Linked DNA regions of Mus musculus: all the other regions are linked to region 4. The links are chromatin loops, found by intact Hi-C in ENCODE. Cell type or tissue: heart. All regions are shown on one strand.

What was found. Peaks named below come from ENCODE experiments on the same cell type or tissue, not always from the same donor. Only the 100,000 strongest peaks of a DNase experiment are listed, where the experiment ranks them.
Region 1: it touches region 4 in a loop (2.5-fold over the local background); 4 of 42 quality-filtered maps call a loop at or near these places.
Region 2: it touches region 4 in a loop (6-fold over the local background); 17 of 42 quality-filtered maps call a loop at or near these places.
Region 3: a loop joins it to region 4, with 2.5 times the contacts of the local background. A loop is called at or near these places in 5 of 42 quality-filtered maps.
Region 5: it touches region 4 in a loop (7-fold over the local background); 16 of 42 quality-filtered maps call a loop at or near these places.
Region 6: a loop joins it to region 4, with 2.5 times the contacts of the local background. A loop is called at or near these places in 2 of 42 quality-filtered maps.

The regions. Positions count from the first base shown.
Region 1 is chr9:99,046,527-99,050,526 of GRCm38, reverse strand. Pik3cb (phosphatidylinositol-4,5-bisphosphate 3-kinase catalytic subunit beta) reads left to right here. Exons shown (of 24, transcript NM_029094.3): 20 at 3,813-3,980. Among named protein-coding and RNA genes, the nearest start is that of Gm1123, 13 kb to the right of the region's middle. In heart, no CTCF peak of the experiment used is centred here; a DNase peak (open chromatin) is centred at 1,586.
Region 2 is chr9:99,240,449-99,244,448 of GRCm38, reverse strand. Cep70 (centrosomal protein 70) reads right to left here and starts at 1,108. Exons shown (of 18, transcript NM_023873.4): 1 at 959-1,108. In heart, a CTCF peak has its summit at 2,195 (motif pointing right); DNase peaks (open chromatin) are centred at 1,028 and 2,218; H3K4me3 peaks cover 2,154 bases; H3K27ac peaks cover 2,083 bases.
Region 3 is chr9:99,578,399-99,582,398 of GRCm38, reverse strand. It overlaps Dbr1 (debranching RNA lariats 1), which reads right to left. Exons shown (of 8, transcript NM_031403.3): 3 at 3,878-3,958; 4 at 2,957-3,042; 5 at 2,036-2,260; 6 at 297-377; 7 at 1-82. Among named protein-coding and RNA genes, the nearest start is that of Dbr1, 4.6 kb to the right of the region's middle. In heart, a CTCF peak has its summit at 1,509 (motif pointing right); no DNase peak of the experiment used is centred here.
Region 4 is chr9:98,978,203-98,982,202 of GRCm38, reverse strand. No RefSeq gene overlaps it. Among named protein-coding and RNA genes, the nearest start is that of Faim, 6.2 kb to the left of the region's middle. In heart, a CTCF peak has its summit at 2,273 (motif pointing left); a DNase peak (open chromatin) is centred at 2,262; H3K4me3 peaks cover 899 bases; H3K27ac peaks cover 296 bases.
Region 5 is chr9:99,375,340-99,379,339 of GRCm38, reverse strand. No RefSeq gene overlaps it. Among named protein-coding and RNA genes, the nearest start is that of Esyt3, 19 kb to the right of the region's middle. In heart, no CTCF peak of the experiment used is centred here; no DNase peak of the experiment used is centred here; H3K27me3 peaks cover 320 bases.
Region 6 is chr9:99,060,490-99,064,489 of GRCm38, reverse strand. Pik3cb (phosphatidylinositol-4,5-bisphosphate 3-kinase catalytic subunit beta) reads left to right here. Exons shown (of 24, transcript NM_029094.3): 13 at 282-470; 14 at 1,532-1,653; 15 at 2,616-2,759. Among named protein-coding and RNA genes, the nearest start is that of Gm1123, 27 kb to the right of the region's middle. In heart, CTCF peaks have their summits at 94 (motif pointing left) and 1,760 (motif pointing left); a DNase peak (open chromatin) is centred at 1,689.

The sequences.
Region 1 (4,000 bases), 68 kb before region 4:
AATTACTCATAAGGAATACACCAATCTTTTGTTGTTGTTGTTGTGACCAAATTCCTACCAAGAAGCAACTCAGGGGCCAGTGAGATCTCTCAGTGGGTAAACCTGCTTGCAGCACAAGCCCAGTGTCTGAATTCAGTCCCCAGTTGTCCTGACGGAAGGAGAGCCACTGTACGACAGACACAGGGTGCAGTGCTTGACTGGCAACTGCAGGTTTGTCCAGACCATGGGCCTTCCTGGGTTACAGAGCCTGAGCTGCAGACTGGCTTCTTAGTCTCATCAGCCTAACTGAAAACTCCAACCCAGATTTTCTCTCCATTCTGGTTCTGTTCATTCTACCCAAAGTTGGCTTGCATTTAGCACCATGAACTTCATTGTAACCTCAGAAAAACAGAGGCAGCCATGTGTGGGAGTGCTGGGTGTGTGCTCGGTTCCTGTGCAATAGGAAACACCCGAGTGTCCAGTGGGATGTTGCTGGCACTTTGAACTCTGACCTCCTCTCTCCTCACCACCCTCCGTGACTGTCTCTATAAATACCTACTCCACCATGCCCGCTGTGTTTGTTTTTCTTGTGGGCAGCATGCACTCTTCTGTGTCAAGTACTTGGTACCTCCTATATGTTACTATTTTAGTACTGTAACAGTGCCCTGCTCCTAGTAACAGACCTGTGTATGCTCATCTAAATTCTCTCCGTGTCGTGTTACTCTTGTGTCTCTCCTGTCAGGAGTAGAACATTTATAAGGCATAAATATGTTGAGATGCCTTGTTTTTGCGTCACAGTTAGCACTCAGTTTTTCCTGCCAACTGAAAAGTTGTTAGCCTCAAATCTGTCTGACATTTGGTAGACTTGACAGTCACCTGTGCCCCTTGTCCCAGAGCTACATGCCAAAAAGGGGGCAGGGGGTGTAGTTGTCTTCATTCACATGTATATCTGAGTTTTTTTGATGGAAGGTTTTTTTAGGCAGGCAAGAGGGAGCAGGAACTCTCTACTATGCAGTCCTGGCTGTCCTGGAGACCAGACTGGTCTCAAGCTCACCGAGACCCACTTGCCTCCCCCGCCCGCCCCCACCCCAAGTAGTCCTGGCTCTACTGATGGGATTTTTTCACTTCTCGGAGACCATGCAAAGGTTTAATGTAAGATGTTAATGATATTGGTACTGGCAGGGAAGCATGTGAGAGTAATTCAAACGCCAGGTAAAGGAGGGTTTGCAGTGTGACCCCTCACAGTGGGTAGAGGTGCTCCGCAGACTTGGATCTGTGTGGTACCTTCCTCCATCCCTCTAGCATGGTGTGTCTCGTTCTAGAATCTCCCATGAAGGTTAGAGATTGTCTTAGGTCAGAGAGTGTGAGGGTAATGTTGAAAGTGCTGGCTTGTCCTTTATAAAGACTGGATATAGGCCCTGAGGTGATGGTGGGGGTGGGGGGTGGGGTGGGGTGGGGTGGGGTGGGTCTAAGCTTGTCCCCAGCATGACTTCTGTCAAACCATCTTTCAGATGAGGATGTTTTTTCCTTCCCATTGTGCAAGCCCATCTTTAAGTCACTGATTGCTTTCATCATTGCTTGCTTTTGAAGAGGAAGTTGTTGGAGTTTTGCCCAGTTTGGGCTCTGACTGGGCTCCAAGGGGATGCAGGATGCAAGAAAGCTCACTGTAACCCAGCAGCCCTGTTTGCTTTGCATGGCTTGTGTCACAATAGGCTGAAAGGCACTAGCAAAAAACTTACTATTCCTTAGTTTCTTCTTAAAAGAAGAAAAGAAAGTAATATGGGTCTAAAATAATTGATTAGTATTTTTGGTCTGCCAGAATGTCATCTGACGGTGGTTTTTGCATGTAAAAGAGTATATAATAATTGAATTCTTTTTTAGAAGTAATTTTAGAAGCTAATCCAGCTCTTTTATTGGATTGTGATACACACTAATGGACTCATCTTCCCCCACCCCACCCCCACACACCCCAATTTCTCTCTCTCTCTGACCCTCACATGAACTGCAGGACCCCACACCAGCTTTCCAGTATGTCACATCTTTTTCTAACCTTGCTCATGTGTTCTTTCTGGCCCTATCCCAGAGCCCTCCTGTCCTCCCCCCTCAAAAGGTCTTTAGTGAATTGTAGGCCTTTTCTAAGTTGCTCAGGTTGGCCTTGATCTTACTGTGTAGACCAGACAAGCCTTCAGCTCTCTGGGAAGAGGGGTACAGACGGGGCACACACAAGAGGCCAGAGGAAGAAGCCAGGTATCTACCCTTCTCTCTCTACCTTATTCCTTTAAAAGAGAGTATCTTAGTGAACCTGGAGTTTGGTTGTTGGCCAGCAATCCCCATCAATTCCCCCTTCCTTGTCTCCTCAGCACAGCTGGCTTTTTATGTAGATTTTGGGAGATTTGAACTGAGGTCCTTACACTTACACAGCAAACATTTTTACCCACTGAGCCATCTCTTTATCTTAGAGATCTTTTTAAATTTTTAAAAGACTTTTAAATTTTGAATCATGACTATTTGTGTAGTTTGTGCATGTGAGTGCACTGCCCTCAAGAGACAAAAAGAGGGCATCAGATCCCCCCTGGAGCTGGAGTTAGAGGTTGTACGCTGTCTGATGTGCGTGCTAGGAACTGAACTTCTTCCATCCTCTGTAAGAGCAACAGTCCTGAGCCCTCCCCCTGCCAGGGCTTTCCTCAGTGACCGCACTCACATTGTGCCTCGTGCTTCATAAGCTTAGTGAGAGCAAGACTGCTTATTTCTGAATCATAACTGATATCAGATAGAAAGTGTGCCACATAGCTGCACCCAACCGTTTCCTGAACCCATGCGTTATGTCTGTTGGTTGTTTGTTTGGGCTACAGTCTCATGTAGCCCAGGCTGGCCTCAGACTGCTATGTAACAAGGGATGAATCTTACAGCCAGGCCCCACCATGCCCTGCTTTGTTCCTATTTTCTGTAGTTAATTTAATGTCTCTTTGAATCTCCCAAGATAGTACACTCCATTACCAGCGTATTCTTTTTCCTCTCTTTGTGTTTTAAGCAAATGTTTCATGGAACCCAGGCTGGCCTTAAATCCCCACCCCCAAGCACTGGCAGCTCAAGCATGTGCCACCGTGACCAGCCCAAGTAATTCTTAAAACAATGATTTGTGCATGTGCCTGTCCTGAGGCTTACGCATGGATCTGAGGTCAGCTCGCAGGAATCTGTTCTTCCTTCCAGCATGCTGGTCCAAAGGATTGAATTCCAGTCATTATTAGGTTTGGCATCAAACACTTTCTCACTGAAGCATCTTGCCTTTCCACAAGTCACTCTTTTTATAATATAGTTTCTAGAAAATTGGAGAAAGTTGAGTGTTGGTGCCAAATGTCTTAAGTTCAGCACTCAGGAGAATCTCTTGAGTTCGAGGCCGGCCTGGTCTACAGAGTGAGCTCCAGCACAGCCAGGGCTGCACAGAGAAACTGAGGCCGGCCTGGTCTACAGAGTGAGCTCCAGCACAGCCAGGGCTACACAGAGACACCCTGTCTCGGAAAAGAATGATTCTGGTTCTGGAGCTTTAGAGTAAAAAGGGGATGAGTTCTTGCTTGTAGGCTATGCTCCTCTTTATCAGTTCAGGCAAATTGAATATTCCATAAGCACAATTATACACAAAATGATGCATTTAGCTGCAGCATTCTGGTAAACCATTCTATCTGTTGGTCCAAGTTCCATTTTCCGTATGGTATTACTGACTGACAAGCTGTTAATAATAAAATTCTTCTCTTTTAAATCAAAGGATAAAACTTAGAAAATGGATGTTTCCTGTCATGGAGAACATGGCCCCTTATGTCTGTGTTCCTTTCCAGGATGCTCCCCTATGGCTGCTTAGCAACAGGAGATCGCTCTGGCCTCATTGAGGTTGTGAGCACCTCTGAGACAATCGCTGACATTCAGCTGAACAGTAGTAACGTGGCTGCCACGGCAGCCTTCAACAAAGACGCACTCCTGAACTGGCTCAAGGAGTACAACTCTGGGTGAGTGCACCCTCTGCATT
Region 2 (4,000 bases), 260 kb before region 4:
TCCTCAGACGGCCTGCATGAAACCTTGCCTTAACGTGAATCAACAATTCAATTCCAACAACATTGCAACTTGCTCTTCACGGTTTACCATTTACTAGCTATTTACTATTTACAAAAATCCATGCAATGCACAAGATTGAAACCAATGCCTGCAGCGCTGATATGATTACAAAATAAAGTGGCAGGCTAGAGAGACAGCTCAGTGGGTAAAGGCACTTGTCCCAAGAAAGCTTGAGAAGCAATCCTCAGAATCCACAGGAGGCGAGAATTCTGTAACCCCGGGCCTCCTGTAGGGAGATCGGACTCTGCAGCTCTCCCCTCCATCCCCTACAGTATGCAGAAAAACAAAAGACCTTGTCTCAAACAAGGTAGAGGCAATGACCGACGCCCAAGGTTGTCCTCTTTCTCTACGTCTGCACCGTGGCGTGAACAATTATTGATTAGTTGATAATAGTGGGAACCTTGATTAGGCTTTGCTGTGTTTTTCACATTAATCAACGTGGACCCACATAAAGGCGGAGTCCTTAAATTTGTAATGAGTCTGACAGGAGGGGTACTCGCCTACCCTTTACTCCGCGATCTCCCACTTGGCTCCAAATCGCTATCACCTGACAGCGCCGCAAAGAGAACTGGAGCTAGCCCGGAACCCAGCCGATTCCATGTAGGAGTCTAAGCTCAGTTCCTGCTTCCTCTACCAGGTCGCACACCTTCAACACTCGGCTGGGAGAAGAGGTTGAGTGAGGAGCGAGGGACACAAAGCGACGGGCGGGCTCCCCGCAGGGAGGTCCACGCCCACACCTGCACGCGCATTTCCTAGCTAGCGCGTAGGAGCCGGGGCGACTCCATTCTGAGGGCCCTGGCTGGTGAGTGGGACGCTCCGGATTCCGGAGAAGCCACCTTTGGGCGTGCACCTGAAGGGGGCCCACGTAAAGTCCTCGGCGACCCCAAGCGCCACTCACCTCGGTCACAGCCCGTGGCTTCCACCGCGCTCGCCCCCGCGGCCTAAGCCCCGCCTACGCGACCGTTAGCGCAGCCAGGCTGACCAATCGAACTGACGCAGTCGATGGCCTCCCAGCGGGGCGGGACAACACCACCTGGCGCGCCGGGAAGGCGGGTCCACGCCGCGCTCTATCGTTAGCTCCGCCCACGGGGCGGGGCTTCTTCCCGCCTCCACTCCCACCGGACCCGGACTTGCTGCGGCTACTTTGTAGCAGGCGCTTTGACACTTCCTGGACGCTCCGCCTGATAGTCGCTCAGTCACCATGGTGTTTCTTTGATCCCCGAGAAGCTAGAAATACACACATTTGCGGTTGCAAGTGAAAGTGAGGCCGGGGCTGCCTTATTATCACTGGATGCCTGCGCTCCCTACAGCTCCCCCTCACGCCCTGACTGCGAGCCTTTTTCAGGAACTGTCTGCACGGGGCAACCCCAATAAGCATTTCTTGATAACATTTCACCTTCTCCTTGAATATTTTCAAAGGTCTACGAAGAACTGAGATGCCTGCCTGACGAAGCTCAGTCTAGATAGGCAGTTTGGGCTCCTGTTAGACACTGATAAGACTGGTTAATAAAGGGTTTGTGGCTACAGAGATAAAAGATTACATAAGGACATGAGGCACAACTCTTGCTTCAACTTTAGATAAGCTGAAAAGCCTTGAAAACGATCTATGGGCCTCCAGGTTAATTAAGTCAAGATCTCTAAAGTGGGGCCCACACGTCCAGAGTTTATATGGTTCCCCGAAGTGATTCTAATGTATAGCCAGGAGGGAGAACCAACTGTCCGCTGAGAAATAATTAAGACTGATTCTAAACCTGGTGGGGAAGAGGGACTGGAGATGTAGATCAGTTGGTAGAATTCAGCGTCCGGGAAGCCCTTGGGTTTGATTCTTCAACACGGCCTAAGACAGGCGAGCTGACACGTGCCTGTAATTCCAGAATTTAGGAGGTACAGGCAGATCAGGAGTTCAAGGTCATCCCTGGCTTTATAGCAAAAGTCAAGACCACCGGAAGCTACAGGAGGCCTTGGCTCAAGGAAAAAAATAAAACGAAGGTCCTTCTCCACTCTTTTCAAAAACCAAAAGTGGGTTAAGAAATCCAAAATATGTAAGGGAAAAAAAATCATGTTCGCAGTCTAAAGGATGACCTCGAGTTTTCAGGAATCTACCATCGTTGTCCTTGCAACTTACAGCCACACGGTGGCGGTATTGACAACAGGCATTTCCAGAAGGACTTGGGAAATGCAAGTCCCATCAGGGTCTTAGTGACCCTAATACATCAACTAAAGTGACTCTCTCTGGGTGGTCCAAGGGCACATCTCTTAAGAGAGTACTGCTCTCAAGCCCACGTTTAGGCACACAGTGAGTCTAAACTGTGTGTGTTCTCTGCAAACACATCCCAATCCCTCTATTCCCCCTCATGGCCCCTTCCTTCCCTTTCTATATCTGGATATTCACACTACGGAGCTGACAGATTTTCATTTTCAGCTTCCTAAGACAATCTAACTGCTTACCTTTTCCAGAACAATAGGGTGACTTTCCCAATCTTCTGAGCCAACCCATAGGCCAAACATCCGTGGGTTAGAATTACTTTTGATGTGAGTAATAAAAATCAAACAAACAAACAAAAAACTCAACTAATTCAAACTGCCTTAAACAATAAAGCAATTGATTAGGTCACACAACACAAACCCTAGAGGAGGGAGACGGAGACGTTGACATTGATTAATTCAAACCAATCTCTTTTTTTTTTTTTTTTTTTGGTTTTTGGTTTTTTGAGACAGGGTTTCTCTGTGTAGCCCTAGCTGTCCTGGAACTTACTTTGTAGACCAGGCTGGCCTCAAACTCAGAAATCTGCCTGCCTCTGCCTCCCAAGTGCTGGGATTAAAGGCGTGCGCCACCATGCCCGGCTTCAAACCAATTTCAATGGTTAAGTGGGTCCAGCTGCTATTAGTCTGTGCTGTTGAAAACATGATAAATTCATACTTATTTTCCAGCTGCCTACTTGGAGCAACCAAGACCACATACTTTCTTTTCCTATAGAAACTTCTCCAGTTTTGTGTTTTGTTTTTGTTTGTTTTATTGAGCCAGTTGGACCTGCCAGATATACCCTACCTCCTGATCAGTAATTGCCAGGGAGATGAAGAGGTGGCTCAAGCCTAAATCCCAGAAAGTAAAAAGGAGGCGCCACATTTTTAAATGGTTTCCAAAGTGCTAGTGCTTCTTCCATTATTTTGTTTCAGTCTTCATTGTTGTTTAAAAACTAAATTTAGCTGAGCAGTGGTGGCACACACCTTTAATCCCAGCACTAGGGAAACAGAAATAGTGGATCTCTGAGTTCTGGCCAGTCTGGTCTATAGAGTACATTCCAAGACAGCCAGGGGTATACAAAGAAACACTGCCTTGAAAAAATAGATATTTAGATAGATAGATAGATAGATAGATAGATAGATAGATAGATAGACAGACAATACCAAATTTGGAAAATCAGCCAACCCATTTAAAGAAGAGACCCAAAACAAAGCATAAACATATGACCTATCTCATGTTTTGTTTTGTGGTGAATGCATCTCCAGCTGCTCTCTTAAAGCGATAGTGTCTGTGGTCAAATTGGTGAGAAGCAGCTTATGAAGCTAACCATCATTCAGATACTTCCTGAAAAACCAGGAAAGCAATCTGAGACTTAGAACAAAGCCGCAAGCTCAGTCAGCCAGAACAAGGACGTTTCGTGTTTAAGTTCAAGACCTTTTGTGGTGCCTTGTTCAGACATGATTTCCTGCCATGTAGTCCTGGTAGGTAGATAATAAATGACTCTTCTTCCCACGGGTGTCCTGCCTCTGTGAAATAGTTACAAAACCAAGCCCAAACTGTCTCTCAAGTCCAGCATACCAGAGACTAGAGAGAGGAACTAGCTGGCTGAAGAATCATAGGTCACCTTGTCCAATTCCAGTGTAGATTTCACTGTAGCTTGGAGCGTGAGGCCCAAATATTAAATGCAATTCTTTT
Region 3 (4,000 bases), 600 kb before region 4:
CAGTGGCCCTGAGAACAGTAAGCCATTCAACGTCATACTCTAAGTACTCAGGAGCACTGGGGTCATGTTCTATCTCTAACACCTAGAGGACAAAATCGGAAATTTTAGGTAATTCATTTATATTTAACAGTCTAATCATTTTAAATTAATTAAATTTTAAAATGTTAACATAAGCAACATCAAAGAATTCCCAAAAACGTAAATTATAAATAGCACAAATAAATTTGGAAGTAGCTAGTTCTTTAAAAATCACTGGAAGAGTAGGACTTTTGTAAAATGACTCCTTTTGTTCTTACCTGAAGGAAGTCTCTGTGTGGCAAGCACTTGTCCAAGGCTAAAAACTTGGTTTCTTTGCCTGCTTGGTCTTTATCTGTGGCCTAGATGATACAAACCACGATGTAAGAATTTTAAAACATCACAACAAGGAATTCATACATTGAATCGAGGAGAAATAATACTTCTTACACATGCTCCCAATTCTATGTTGAAAGAATGACTACCAAGTGAGGAAATAAATAAGAAAGAAGAGAAGAGAAGAGGGGAAGGCAGTCTGCACACACATGGGCAATGATGTGGAAAGCATTAACTACTGCTGGCTGCCGTTTCTTCCATAATTCAGAACAAACACTGAGATGACGATGATGATCACCATGTCGTTAAACACTGACACGCGTGACACAAGTGACTCACACAAACAAATGACAGAAACCCGCTGCTAAACACCTGTACTTTATGATTCTTTTACAGGAATTAATCAGAAGAAGCACAGCTCAAACCGTGCGTGTCTACAGCTAAGGATGCAAAGGTGATTACAAACAGGCACAATAGAGTCTGGGATGTGATGGACACAGTGTCTGTCAGCTAGATGGTCTCGTATGCCCTTAATTCCAACACTCCAGAGGGAGAGGCAGGTGGATCTCTGTGAGTTAGAGGCCAGCCTGGTCTACAGAGTGAGTTCTAGGACAGCCAGGGCTATAGAGAGAAACCTTGTCTCAAAACAAACAAACAAACAAACAAACAAAACCCCAACAACAACAAGAGGCTGAAGAGATGGCTCAGCGGTTAATAGCACTGGCTGCTCTTCTGAAGGTCCTGAGTTCAATTCCCAGTAAACACAATGATGGCTCACAGCTCTCTGTAACGGGATCTGATGCCCTCTTCTGGTGTGTCTGAGGAAATTGACAGTGTACTCACATTTATAAAATAAATAAATTGTTAAAATAAAAAAAATAAGAAAAAAAAAGCTAACAACAAAATTGAACTGTGGGTCAGCAGCTGGAGGTTTCTTTCTGCTTCTAGAGACCTTCTCAGAGGTCTAATGGCCCAAAGGGCACTGTCTTTGTGGAGGTGACACACAATGCTTTCCAAAGCTACTGGAGCAAACCTTCTCTGCACTGGAGGTACAATGCTCCGGAAACAGTTTTATTTGGAAATATCCCAAAGCCTTCCCCCTTTTAAGTTTATGTATTTTTTTAAAATGTAGGAATACTCTGTCTGCATATACACCTACATGCCAGAGGAGGGCACCAAACCCTTTAGAGATGGTGGTAAGCCACCATGTGGTTGCTGTGATTGAATTGAGGACCTCTGGAAGAGCAGCCAGTGTTAACTGCTGAGCCATCCCTCCAAGGCCCTTTCTAACGTGGACCTACTCTAGAAGGAACAGGTGCCCAGGCTCTGTCCAGAAGCAGTTCTGGTTCTGCTCCAGCTGTCTCTGTCTCTACACCTCAGGGACAGGAGCTGGGCTCTGGGACCTTTCAGTCTTCAAACACGTTGGTCCCTCTATTAAAACACTCATAGACTCTATTTCCTCCTGGCACTTTAGATTCAGCTCAACCATGCACTTCACTGGAAATTTTCCCTCTCGAAAACTAGACCAACCCCAGTGTACCAGTCTGAAGCAGCTACCCTCAAGCACCTCAGCCCTGCCCCCACACCCACCCTGCTTGTCATCGCTTGCTCATTTCTCCCCACACTGAGTACTGAGGGAGCAACTCCTAAGACGTAAACTGGGTTCTCTGGTTTTCTGTCCTACCTGATGCTGCATCAGGGCTGCGAACTTGACATGCAGGTGCGCGGAGAACCAGTACGCAGGCTGTAGGTGCTCCAGCAGCTCCGAGGCAGCGGGGCTCCCCAGGGTGCTGTTTTCCACTTCTTGGCGGAAAAAAGATTTGGTCTTAAGAAGCTGCTTCTTATTGCCATAATGATATATATTTCTTGGCCAATCATGAGACAAGAATATATGTACAGGCTGCTTTAACTTTAAGGACAGAAAAACAGAAAGAAAATCCTTAGAAAGAGAGCAACCCAAAACAACTCCCTCCCCAACCATGCACCCCCTCTTGCTTTCTGTGCTAATTCATCCTAGGGATACTTTAAGAAAATTGATAAAAATACTAAGCTTGGGCTGGAGAGCTGGCTCAGCGGTTAAGAGCACTGACTGCCCTTCCAGAGGTCCTGAGTTCAATTCCCAGCAACCACATGGTGGCTCACTGCCATCTGTAATGGGATCTGATGACTTTTTCTAGTATGTCTGAGGAGAGCAACAGTATACTCACATACATAAAGTAAATAAATCTTTAAAAAAATATATCATTTTATTTCAGCATATACTTTTTATCCTTAACCTAAGTATAATTTGTGCAATCACAAATTAAATTACAACTGTTTGTTACAATAAAGTTTTAACCATTAAAAATTAAAATCTATGAGTTTGAGGCCAGCCTGGTCTACAGAGTGAGTTCCAGGACAGCCAGGGCTATACAGAGAAACCCTGTCTCAAAAAACCAAAAAAAAAAAAAATTAAAATTTGTTCAACTGTGAACCTCCAAAAACCTATCCAAACTGTATTTTAGAAACACTAAAGTGGTAGTAGTCAAATATTGCAAGTCAATATAATCAAACATTCTACAAATTTAAATTTACTTCAAATCACTGTTATATACTTTTCACATACCTGTTTTAATTTGTAGACCTCTATATTTCTCACATGATATATACTCCTTATGGTAGATGAATTATAAGGGGGGCACTCAAAATGACCTTAAATTGAAGAGAAATAAACCATATGACCATTGTCTTTCCAAAAGAGATTCCCAATTCGCATTCACACAGCCCATGGAACACAGAGCCCGCCCATGTGTGGAGTCCATGCCAACAGATTAGCATGGAGAGCAGAGGGGCAAGGATGAGGAAGTAGACTTTCAATTAACAGTTACATTAAATATGTACACTTTAGTTGTCAATTTAACTCAGGAAATTTGTGAAATCTATATGAATGTAAGCCACTGCTCTAACCAAAAACCACTTAGATACTGTGAAATGAAAGGTAACTGCGGTGTGTCTAAACAATGAACTACTATCTACAGACAAATGAGCAGATTACAGGTAAGTAATGACCTGGACTTCAGAAACTCGTTAAAGCAGCAAGTAAGCTGCAAAAAGATGCAAGCAACGCAACACATTTACACAAGGTGGAAACACACTGAACCCTGTGTACTCGGCAGTGACATGAAATAACCAAGTGAATGATAAACACCAAGCTGGAAACTGCGATTCCCTGGCTACCAGAGGGGGAAGAAGAGGAATCCGACAGTCAAGTCAGTGAACTTCTACTATACCTATACTGTTGTATTTCTTAAAAGTCAAAATTAAAATGGCAAACCCTGAAAAAATTCTAATAAAACTAGATCATGGACACATAGATATACTATATAGCATCTACATTTTCCTGTCCATAAAATACTTATAATAAAAAATTAAGAATAATATCATTTACAGAAGGAATCTGATGAATAAGTCAAACTATAAATTTTGGTTATTTTACTAGAGGGCATGCAAGCTCTAAACTATAAAAGTAATCCCGTCAGAACAATACCTTTTCTATAATCATGAGATTTAAATATGCCAGAGATGCCACCAATCCTTACTCCTCGGTATTTGACAACACCAGCCAAGCCTGAAAAATTATGCATTTTAGTAAAACGGTTTAAGCAAAAAA
Region 4 (4,000 bases):
AGAGGCAGAAAGATCTCAAGATGGAAGCTAGGTCAGCTAACCTGTACTGCGTGACTATACTCGATTTTATAAGAGAAAGAGGGAAGGTTACTATTGGTATATTGTTTGGCATGAAAAAGAACAAATTATGTGGACTCCTTAATTTTAAAATGTGTTATACAAGAACACATCACCTCAGTAAACCAGAGTGACTCTGGCCCAAATTCTTATGTTCAAATGTGGTACTAGTTTCATGGAATATTTATAGTAGGATTACAAAGAAAATCATAAATTCACACATTTTTTTCAGTTACATTGGTGGCAACATCAGGAAAGTAGGTTACATATAGCAAAGCTGGAAATGTCCAGCATAAGCCTTAGATGCCCTCTGATGACAGCTGTGGAGTTAAGTATAGACCAGATAGAGAGGCATCTAAGGTTTGTTACCTGGCCTTTGAAGCCCACTTGTTGATTAAGAACTAGTCAAAATGCTAAGAATAGGGGCTAGAGAGGTGGCTCAGAGGTTAAGAGCACTACTGACTGTTCTTCCAGAGGTCCTGAGTTCAATTCCCAGCAACCACATGGTGGCTCCCAACCATCTGTAATGGGATCTGATACCCTCTTCTGGTGTGTCTGAAGACAGTAGCAGTATTCATATACATTAAATAAATAAATCTTTTTTAAAATGCCAAGAATAAATGACATAAGTGGGGCATCTATAGAACTCCCTCCAAGGTACAGGAACGTCACAGACGAGGTGGCAGAAAGAATATAAAGGCCAAGGACAAGATCCCATGCAGACAGGTCTTTATAGTAGGTGTATGTCAGCTCTATGTCCCTTACGCAGACACAGAAATGGAAAGGTTGTATGTGTATTTAAGGGGGCGGGGCCCTCAGAGTGTGGTGTGCATGCAGTAACCCTAGCTCTGGGAAGAATGAGCCGGAGGTTTGGAAGTTCCAGACTAGACTGGGCTACCTAGTAAAATTATGTTTCAAACAATTTTTTTAAAAAAAAAAGTAAAAGAAAAATAGCTTCATTCCAACTATGGTGGAGCTAGAGGATAACACAGACATTTCAGAGACTGATAGATGAGGCCACCATTTGCAGAAGGCCCACTCGGGCTGAGCATTTCATACTGTGTCTGGGGCTGCCATCTGAATCAAGTTGACTGGGTTGTTCAGCCCCATCTCATCTGTAAATTTAAAGCTGAATAGTGACCTGCCAGGTAAGATGTATCCACTAGTACAATTGTGTCATGAAGATAGGCATGAGCAAACATCTACCCTACTCATCCTAGATAAGGAACCAACAACAGACCAAGGAAGGGTACCACCAGCATCCTACTTGGTGGACCAACGGGTTTAATTGGGACTAAGTATGGGTCCTGTAAGGGATCCCTCATAGGAGCAGAAGTTACCCAAAGTAGAAGGTGACTAAACTAACAAAAGGAAGGGGATGTGTGGAAATGGCAAGGGGACAAGAAGAAGTAATAAGAGCTAAGTAGGAGGGAGCTGGAGAGATGGCTCAGCGGTTAAGAGCACTGGCTGGCTGCTCTTCCAGAGGTCCTGAGTTCAATTTCCAGCAACTTCATAATGGCTCACAGCCATCTATAATGAGTTCTGATACTCTCTTCTGGGAATGTCACGTATAAATATGTATGAAACCCATTATGTATATTAGTATATCCTAAGAGAAACAAACGTTCACTCATTTAAGGACTGATGAGATAGCTCAGCATCTACTAACTCAGTAGGTAAGGTTTTTTTGCTGCCAAGCCTGAGGCCGAGTTTGATCCCTGGGACCCATCAGATGAAACTCCACCAGGTGCCCCCCCCCCCCACATCCACACCCTCACTGTGGCAGACATGTGCCTTCCACCCACTCCCACAAATAAACAGAATGTAGCAGTTTTTTAAAAACTTACTAAATTTAACATATATACAGTTTTACCCCCTGCCCATACTCTTACCTTCAACAGTTGCTTGGTTGACCTCTCTCTTCAGCAAGTCTGACCCAGAGCCCTCCCCTTGCTCCCGGCCCCGCCCCTCCTCCCCGGTGTTATCCGTGGCATCGGAGCACTTTTGACACCTTTTTACAACATCTGTTTATTTCTGCCTCCCCTGAAGTTGAATAGACGCTTCACAAAAGCAGGACTGTGCTTTATTTTGTTGTAGTTCGCAGACATCTTGCCAGGACATCTTGTCTCAGAGCCTCATCAAGCTCTGAAACGGTCTAGTATTTTATAGCTACTTTAACTGGTACCCTCCTGTCGCCTGGCAGCGCCCTCTGGCGGCCACCGGCCTAAGTCACGCAGATGACTCTCCGCGCAGGCGCAGGACAGCATAGGCGTTCCTGCAGTTCTGTAGAGACTTTCTCAAGTTTTGCTTTCCAGGAGATGCTAAGAGTGAAGGGCGGGGAGGGCAGAACGCAAGACCAGGCTGGCGAGAACCTCAGAATCACTTGGAAAACTTTCTTTTTTCAAAGGGGTAGATCGCTTATTTTTGGAGGGCTTTAATTTTCCGCAGACCCCACCTCAGTGACCTCTTCCCCATCTCCTCCTCTCAGGCGATGCTCTCCCGAGGTGGGTAGCGAGGCCCGTGAAAACTGTCCCTAGGGAGTCAACTAGCTATGGCTGGTAGCCCGAGGACACATCCTGGTGTGAGGAGCTGGTTCCAAACCTGTCCTCACTGCCCCAAGATTCCCGGTCCTTGTCAGCTAGAGATTGGAGCCTGGATCGCTAGTTTGTTGTATAGTGCAGTGGAATTGGAGTTTGAAGAGTTAAGAATGAGCAACCCACTTGTCGGATAGTTTTTGTTGCCTTCTTAGGTAACAGGAGGACTCAAAGTGGTCTACTTCTTTTCTTGTGTGTGTACCCGTCTGTCTGTCTTCCCGTCTACCTCCTATTGATCTACTTTTTGACTTTGTTTTGATAAAGCACTGGGATGTGGTTGTAAAAGGAATGACTAATGACTGTAAACAAATGTGGAAAGTTCCCATCGGAAGGACTCTTCTTCCCATTCAGGATGGACCTGGCTGCCTGACTAGCAGAGTCACAAAAACAGTATTGACAGAATTGGCCCAACTCCCTCCAGAGTGGGAATCAAGCTGGGGGCAGCACCAGGACTTGGGGGGGGGGAGCTGTGGAGACTTTGTTGCTCGAACAAAGTTTCTCATGACCTTTTGGGGGGGGCGGAGATTTGAGACAGGGTTTCTCTGTGCAGCCCTGGCTGTCCTGGAACTCACTCTGTAGACCAGGCTGGCTTCAACTCAAAGAGATCCACCTCTCAAGTGCTGAAATTAAAGGCCTGTGCCACACACCTGCCCCCACCCCCACCCCGCTCTTGACTCTTTTTTTGTATGATTTGATGGCAATTTTTATCCTAAAACTTGGATGCTGTACTTTTTTGGGTTCTTGCCCATTCGGTTCATGGTTCTATCTGCCTCTCTCCTTCTCCTTCCTCTCCTTCTTTCTCTTCTTCCTCCTCCTCCTCCTTTTTCAGCAGGTTTATTTTTTTTTGAGTTTTTTTAAAGATTTTATTTATTTATTTATTTATTTATTTATTTATTTATTTATTTATTACATGTAAGTACACTGTAGCTGTCCTCAGACACTCCAGAAGAGGGAGTCAGATCTTGTTACGGATGGTTGTGAGCCACCATGTGGTTGCTGGGATTTGAACTCCTGACCTTCGGAAGAGCAGTCAGGTGCTCTTACCCACTGAGCCATCTCACCAGCCCAGGTTTATTTTTTTAACCTCTTCTCATTTTGTTTATTTGTTTGATTCTTTTAAAAACACCCTCTCTCAGTTCTCTGATTTACAATGGGTCACATCTACAATGGACCAAGATCCCAGGTCTGCTGCGGTAGAAGCCAAAGTCTGAGATTCATTTGTTCTCTTGAGTCAGTTATAGCTAGTCCCAGATGCTAGGATTTTAGTAACAAAGTAATTATGTACTCATTATTTTCTAAATTTTATAGTACAAAATTGTGTTTACTTGTTCCTAATCATTTAAAGACTG
Region 5 (4,000 bases), 400 kb before region 4:
TGTCAATCAAAGTATATCAGAACCATATATGCCCGCCTACAACCTCAGGCGGGAGGGTCATGTGTCTGAGAGCAGCCTGCTATATAACACGTTGGGTTGGCATTTAGTCTAAGCTCTGCCCCACAGTTACCTGGACTCACTATAAAGGGGGCTGCTTGCCTCCTCCTCACTCTCTTGCTCTCCTGCCCTTGTTTCCTTAACCTCTTCCCCCTCTCTCCACATTCACCTCCCCTCCTCTCCACATGCTCATAGCTGGCCTCCTCTCTCTCTCTCTCTCTCTCTCTCTCTCTCTCTCTCTCAACTCCCCTCCTCATGCCCTGAATAAACCCTATTCTATACTGTATGGCTGGTCCTTCAGGGGGAACGGATGCCTCAGCATGGGCCCAAAGAGGAACCCCCTTCCCCCACACCATACTGCACCTCCTTACCAAACATATTCCTCTCTTCTTCTATCTTTTTACAAAACAGTCCAGGCCAGAGAGATGTCTCACTGGTGGAAGGTTCGCACTTCACAGGTATGAAGATGTAAAGCTGGATCGATGTAAGAAGTGGGGAGTGGAACTTACTACCTTCTGAGCCAATTTACCGTCATCTCGTCATCTCGGGAAGTTCAGCTGCAAGCTCCTTCAAAAGGGTTATCTCACCTGAGCGATCTACTACCTATTGTATGCAACTCTGCCTTAGTTGCTGGTGACCTCAGAGAAGCATTTGGGATATATAGGCACAGGAAGACCAAGGGGAAAGGGGCTCTAACTGGCTCCAGGAGCCTCTCTTCTCTGCTGGTAAAGTGACCAAGCCCGCTCAATCAACAAGTTCTCCAGCACAGTAGTGAGGATTAAAAAGAAAAAAAGACAGTTAGACAGCATTGTAGCATGACCCCAGTCAATCCTAAGACTGAAGGCAAATTTCATTTTCCCAATCCGCTTTTTATACCATTTTAATTACATGCAAGTATGAAGGGTGAACAGTACAATAGGGAACCAAAGAGACCATAGTCAAGGAACAAGCAAGACAATAAACACAAAGCCATGATCGCTCCAGTGAGGCTGTTTCTAAGGATGATCAAGATAGCAGAGCCTACTTCTCTGTTCTACCCTAAAACCAGATTCTTACTTCCCTGTCCTTGGCAATGTCAGATTCCTGCCTGAGCTTACTTCCTTGTCATGGCCAATGTCAGACTCCTGCCAAGTAAAGACTTTCCAAGTGTGGCCTATTGAAGGAAAACCCCGACGCCTTGGTAAGTAAGTGCTCACTTGTGCTCTGTAAGGAAGACCACCAGATGTACTGGTTTCCCAGAGTGAACTCTAATAGAACAGTACCTTGGTTTGTCTTTGGGACTTTAGGAGGAAGTACTTACTTAGATAGAGGCAGAGAGAGAGAGAGAGAGAGAGAGAGAGAGAGAGAGAGAGAGAGAGAATAGAGACCAACCATGAACACATGGAGAGAGAGGGGGGAAGGGAATGGGGAGAGATGGGGGAAGGGGCAAGAGGACAGCGGAGGCAGGAAGAAGACAAGAGTGAGAGAGAGGAGGGGGCAAACAGCCCCTTTTCATAGAGGGTCAGGCATACCTGGAGGTTGCCAGGTAACTGTGGGGCAGAGCTTAGACAAAATGCTAACAGTGGTGGTACACACTTTTTCGAGGCAGGGTTTCTCTGTGTAGCCCTGGCTATCCTAGAACTAGGTCTACAGACCAGGCTAGCCTCAAATTCACAGCGATCCACCTGCCTCTGCCTCCTGAGTGCTGGGATTAAAGGCACGCTCCACCATTGCCTGGGGGTGGTGCACACTTTTAATCCTAGTACTGGGGAAGCAGAGGTAGGTGGATCTCTGTGAGTACTAGACCAGGCTGGTCTTTGCAGTAAGTTCCAGGCAAGCCGGGGCTATACATAAGATCCTGTCTCAAAAAGTAAAATAAACAAAATAAAATAAGCCCAGTAAAATCTAGGTTTCAGCCTAAAATCTTCTACCCCCAAAATTCTATTCTCTCCTAGGAAATAGAAATGAGAGGTTGGTAAAGATGATCTTTGCATCTGTAAGCCAAAGTGTGTCAAGGTCCTAGGTGAATCACAGTTAGGGTATGGTTAAATAACAAAATACTACATCAGCATAACAAAGGCTGGTGCTGCCAGTGTGCCTATAGCCTTAAAAAAATCTTCATTTCCTGAAACCTCCCAGCTCTGGAGGTTACAACCTCTTTTGAAAGACCTGGGCACCCCTAGATGTCACAGGCCTGTTGGCGAAGATAGACTGGGGACTCTGACTCCATCACTTGCTAACCCCCTAGGTAGTATATGCTCACTACTATCTCTCTGTACTGATGACTTTATGGGCCAGGGGTCTTTTCCTCTGATGCTGGAATCATATGACTACTCACCGCTAGGGCTAATGTGGGGATCAAACGGCCTAATGCGTTCTAAGACCCTAGCAAAGTATCCTGACCACGTGCCGACGAAGCTTCTCCGCATGCAGTATTTGTTATTTCTACGATCACGATCATTATTAGTATCTCTACTTGACAGTCTTTCTGGCCGCTTAAGGAAGCCTGGCAAGCTGGGACAGTGCCTGTACTGACCACCAGAGGGCGCCATTGTAGAGCGAAAAAAAAACCCAAAATCCAAAAAACAAACAAACAAACCATGCCCTTTCTCCTTTCTGTGGGATTTCCTAACCTTCTAAACTTCAGGTACCAGAGAAATATACATTTTGAGTTCAAGTCCACCGTTTTCATGTGTCAAATGTTTGTCAAAACTCCAGACCAAATTCTCATCTAGACAACTGCTCGATCAGCCTTCTGGAGCTAAACTTAGCCACCCCAGGGTAGCCTGGCACTTCTGGACACTTTGTGCCTAATCAGCTTCAGTCCCTCACAGTTGACTTCATGTGCCTTCTGGAGACTTTTCATACAGTTCTACATTCTACATATGGAGAGAGCGTCTTCCTTGAATCCAGCCAGCTTCTTCAGTTAGAAAATCATCCACGGCCCGGTAGTGGTGGCGCACACCTAGCACTTGAGAGGCAGAGGCAGGCGGATTTCTCAGTTCGAGGCCAGCCTGGTCTACAGAGTGAGTTCCAGGACAGCCAAGAGTACACAGAGAAACCCTGTCTCGAAAAACCAAAATATATATATATATATATATATGTGTGTGTGTGTGTGTGTGTGTGTGTGTGTGTGTGAAAAACCCAATATATATATATATGTGTGTGTGTGTGTGTGTGTGTGTGTGTATAAAAGAAAGAAAGAAAGAAAGGAAGGAAGGAAGAAAGAAAATCATCCACAGCTCCAATTTCCCCTGACCTCCCGCTTTCCTGCACACTCTAAATCCACTATCCAAGAGTGTTTGGTGAGGGCCACTTCTGTGGATGGAGCTTCAGAGACAGCTTCCTAAGTCCATGTCTGGGTCAGTAGCCTTCGAAGTGTAGTCCTGGTACAAAGGGCACATTCTTGGGGACTTGTAAAACATGGACATTCTCCAGGCCCACTGCGTCTCAGTCTCTGGGGCGAGGCTGGAAGGCTAGGTGGGGAGAACTCGTGGGGTAGCATGGGGTCGTTGAGGATGTCCTGGCTTGCATACCTCCCCACTTTGGGAGCGGCAGGATCCCTCCCACAGACAGGTGAAGCTGCTCTTGTATTGCTTCAACCGTCCAACTTATATTCCAACCCCCCCTCCCATGTTGGTATGGAACACTGTTGTGGCTTTAGCCTTCATCCTTGATGAAAAGATGTCATGTTTTGTTATCGTTGCTTAGCGAAGAGCCCTGACTTATGACAGCCCACTATCAGATAATGTGATTCTGCTGTGATACTGTCTCCTTCAAGGCTGGTAGATGTTGCCCTGGGACCCAGAAGGGAGGGGAGAGAAGGCAGGCAGTATTTTCTTTGCCCTGTGAAGCCAGCCCTGTATAACAGCAAGCGAAAGGAGAAGGTGATGCTCTGGGAAGGAGAGGCGCAGACCTACTTCCTAGGAAGCTCACCATCAAATCTCCAGGTAGGCTCCTGCGG
Region 6 (4,000 bases), 82 kb before region 4:
AAAGAAAAAATTTAACTCAAACAATAACTTTATAAGCTATTTAAATGGTACAATATATTTAACCTAAAAGCAATAGTGCCATCTAGTGTTTGCACTTGGATTTTATACATAACTCATAACCTATTAACACAGAACAATGCAGACTTCTTAAAAGGAGCCACGTTAGTGAACCTAGTACAGAATTTCAGTTGGTAAAGCTCACAATTATAAAGTCATTGTATATAAATTTGCTGAACGGTTGCACAGTTAAATTCCATAATGGCCATTTTACTTTCTTAAAGAGTCGTGGTGGAAAAAAATTTCTTGCTGTGCTGAAAGAAATCTTGGACAGGGACCCCCTGTCTCAGCTGTGTGAGAACGAAATGGACCTTATTTGGACTCTACGGCAAGACTGCCGAGAAAATTTCCCTCAGTCACTGCCAAAACTACTCTTGTCAATCAAGTGGAATAAACTTGAAGATGTTGCTCAGGTGACAGAAAATTCCTTGTCCCTCCCTCTCCCATCTCTTCCTTCTCTCCCTCCACTTTCTTTCCCCCAAATAACAAGTGTGTGTGTGTGTGTGTGTGTGTGTGTGTGTGTGTGTGACTCTGATTTTGTGTAAAATGTCTTTCCGCAGAAGTATTTCCATTTGTTGGATGTTTTGTTTTGTTACTATGTAACCTTAGCCTCTCTCAAATGTCCAGTCCTCCTGTCTCAGCCTTTAAGGGCTCCACATCTCACAGAGCCATGGCAGAGTTCCTCTTCTGAAGACCTGGGTGTGGCCACAGCTATGTCTTCACATGCAGCTCCAGCTCTTGCCCAGGGAGTCTTGTCGTCTAATGTCCTGTAGCATTTATAACAGGATTTATTAGCCATAAACAGAATGTAGGCACTGTTCAGTTCTCGTGGACCACTCACTTTTATTTCTGATCTGAGGAGCTCGAGCTGTTCTGGCTAATAAAAAGTCTGTAAAGTAATAGATTTCTTTAAACATTCATCTAAAGGCAGATGGGCTTGGTGGTGTGTGTACCTTAAATCTCAGCACTCAGAGGCAGAGACAGGCTGATCTCTGAGTTCTAGACTAACCTAGTGTACAGACAGAGTTCCAGGACAGCCACAGCTACACAGAGAAACTCTGCCTCAGACAAACACATACATACATACTATACATACGTACATACATACATACATACATACATACATACTTTGTAGTTTTAAAATGAGTTATTGACTTTCTTAGTATATATGTCTTTACTTAGCTTGAGACTTGGCTTATTTATAGTTGTTTTGTTCTTAAATTATGCGGTGGTTAATCACTGTAGATACCTGCAGTGTCTTACTTTGTTTTTGGTAGGCACAGAATAACCTTTTAAACGTACACAGAATGTTTCAGAAACAAAGGCAACCTTTGTTAGTCTGCATCTGCCAGGATGTTTGAGGCATCAGTAGTTAAATTTTTTCCTTGTTTTGACTCATCTGTGCTCCCATGTGCCGGGAAAGGTAAGTTACTTTTGTCCACCAAACTTCTGACCCAGTTTTCATTTTAAACAGCTTCAGGCGCTCCTGCAGATATGGCCCAAACTGCCCCCCAGGGAAGCCCTGGAACTCCTGGATTTCAACTATCCAGACCAGTATGTCCGGGAATACGCTGTAGGCTGCCTTCGACAGATGAGGTATCTCTTTTCTGGCACCATCATGGGGCAAGGAGTTACCAGAGTGGGCAAGGAATGTGTGTGAGCACTGGTGGCCAGGTCTTGTGTGGGATCTTAGCGCCCTCTGCTGGCTCTGCGGTGCAGCCCTTACTGCTGCATGAACACTTTAGGTGTGGGAAGGCCACTTTCCCCTTTCACTACAGGACCGAGTTCTGAAACCTTGGTTTCCAAGCGCCTGCCCTTGGCCAACCCTGGAGGCCAGCACTTCTAAACTGAGCAGCCATGCCTCTGTCCCCTCTTTCCTTCCCCATAGTCTATTAATTGCCCCAAATAAGAAGGGTTGGTATTTTAGGATGGAGGCAAGTTTATTTATTTTCACATGGGATCTGCCCTTGAACTCACCGTGTAGCCCAGGCTAGCTAGTTGTCAAGCTCAGACTGATCTTCCTGTCCCCATCCTGGCTATGGTCTTTCCTTGCTTTTAAAATCAGATCTATTTTGAATAGTTTGATAGGCAGAAGGAACTATGTAACCTCTGTATTAGTCTGAGATGTAGAATCCTATGACTAGGAGAAGCAGCCTCCCACTTTATATTTGTTGTTTCTAGTAGCTATAGGTTTTTATAAGTGGACATGGAGAAACTTTGTCTCAGAACCCTGATGTCCTTATTGACCCCTGGAACCTATCTAGACAGATTCACTCCACCACATTGTCCTCTGAACACTGGTACACATACCACATACATCACACACACACACACACACACACACACACACACACACACAAAATAATTATGTTATTTGGGGGCAGTGGGCACGACTCCTGGCAGTTTTTATGTATAATCACGTGGTACAGCGAATGTAAGCACATGACAGGCCTGGTCCAGGAGACCCACGCACATGAGCCAGGGCATGTGACAGTTGGTAGGGAAGGGTCCTTTCATGTTACAGGTGGCTGAGTTTCTCTCCCTTTTGTTTCTTTCAGTGATGAAGAACTCTCTCAGTATCTTTTACAATTGGTGCAAGTTTTGAAATATGAGCCTTTTCTCGATTGTGCCCTCTCCAGATTCCTATTAGAAAGAGCACTTGATAATCGGAGGATTGGGCAGTTTCTGTTTTGGCATCTTAGGTAAGTCTTTGCTATTGCGATTTGATACCATGATGTTCTCTAATAACTAACCCGGTGTGATGTCAGACAGCCAGTGGACTAGCAGCAGCTTCTCCAGGTGCTTTCTGATCCATCCGTGACATTTACACTGTTTGGTGCCTTCTCTTATCTTTTGATACCTAAATTCTGTTTTCATCATTTGGCAAAGTATTTCAGGTAAGTATTCTATGATACTTTCTAGATTTTGAACTAAAACTAGTAACTGTTATATTGTAATATTTTCTAACAACTAATTTTTGTTTAAAAATATTGATTAAATATTTATACTGTGTGTGTGCTCTGATCAAATCTACCCCAGCCACTCCTCTCCAGCTCCTACTGTCATTTTTCCCTCCCAGCTTCATGCGCTCTTTCTTAAGAAATGTTTTTATTTTATGTACATTGGTGATTTGACTGTGTGTATGTCTGCTTGAGAATGTCAGATCCCCTGGGACAGGAGTTACAGACAGTTGTGAGCTGCCGTGTGGGTGCTGGGAATTGAACCCAGGTCCTCTGGAAGAGCAGTGCCAGCGCTTAGCCTCCCAGCCACCTCTCCTGCCCGTGTTTATGTGTGTGTTTGCTTTGTAGTGGCTGGGCTAGACCACAGAGCCGGCACGTGTGTGGTCATTTCAGCCTTCTTAACCTTTCCTCTCACACTTCTGTTCAAACTGCTTGTCAGGAAAAAAAACTTTCCTTTTTAACTAAGCTTTTAAAGAACTCATGGTCTGTGGTATTAATTTTAGCAGATTTTCCCTTACTAAAGTGGTTTTCTTGTTGATGCATATTTTTTATACTTTGTCTCCTCGTCCAATTCAGTACTATTTTAAACCCTCCAGAGAATGACAAAGTAAATATTTTTGTTGTTTTTTTTTTTAATACATACATGCCATTGTTTGAGAAAGAAAAGAAAACTGGGGCTGGCAAGATGCTTCAGTGAGCAGTGGGTCTGGCTGTGCAAACCTGCCAAGCTGAGTCCACATGAAGTGGAAGAGGAGACCCAGCTCTCCTCTCTTGTCCTCTGACCTCCATGTGCCCCCATGGCTAGTGCCCCACGCCCATTATACACTCAATGACAGTGGGAAAGGGGGACAGAAATGTGGTTAGGCTGACTGGCTCATTGGCGGCAGTCAGAGAGATTTTTTTTTTCCACCTGAGTCTCTCCAAATTCCTAAGTTACATTTCCTTTCCCTTTCAAAAGGCAGTTTAAAATGTGGGAATATTAG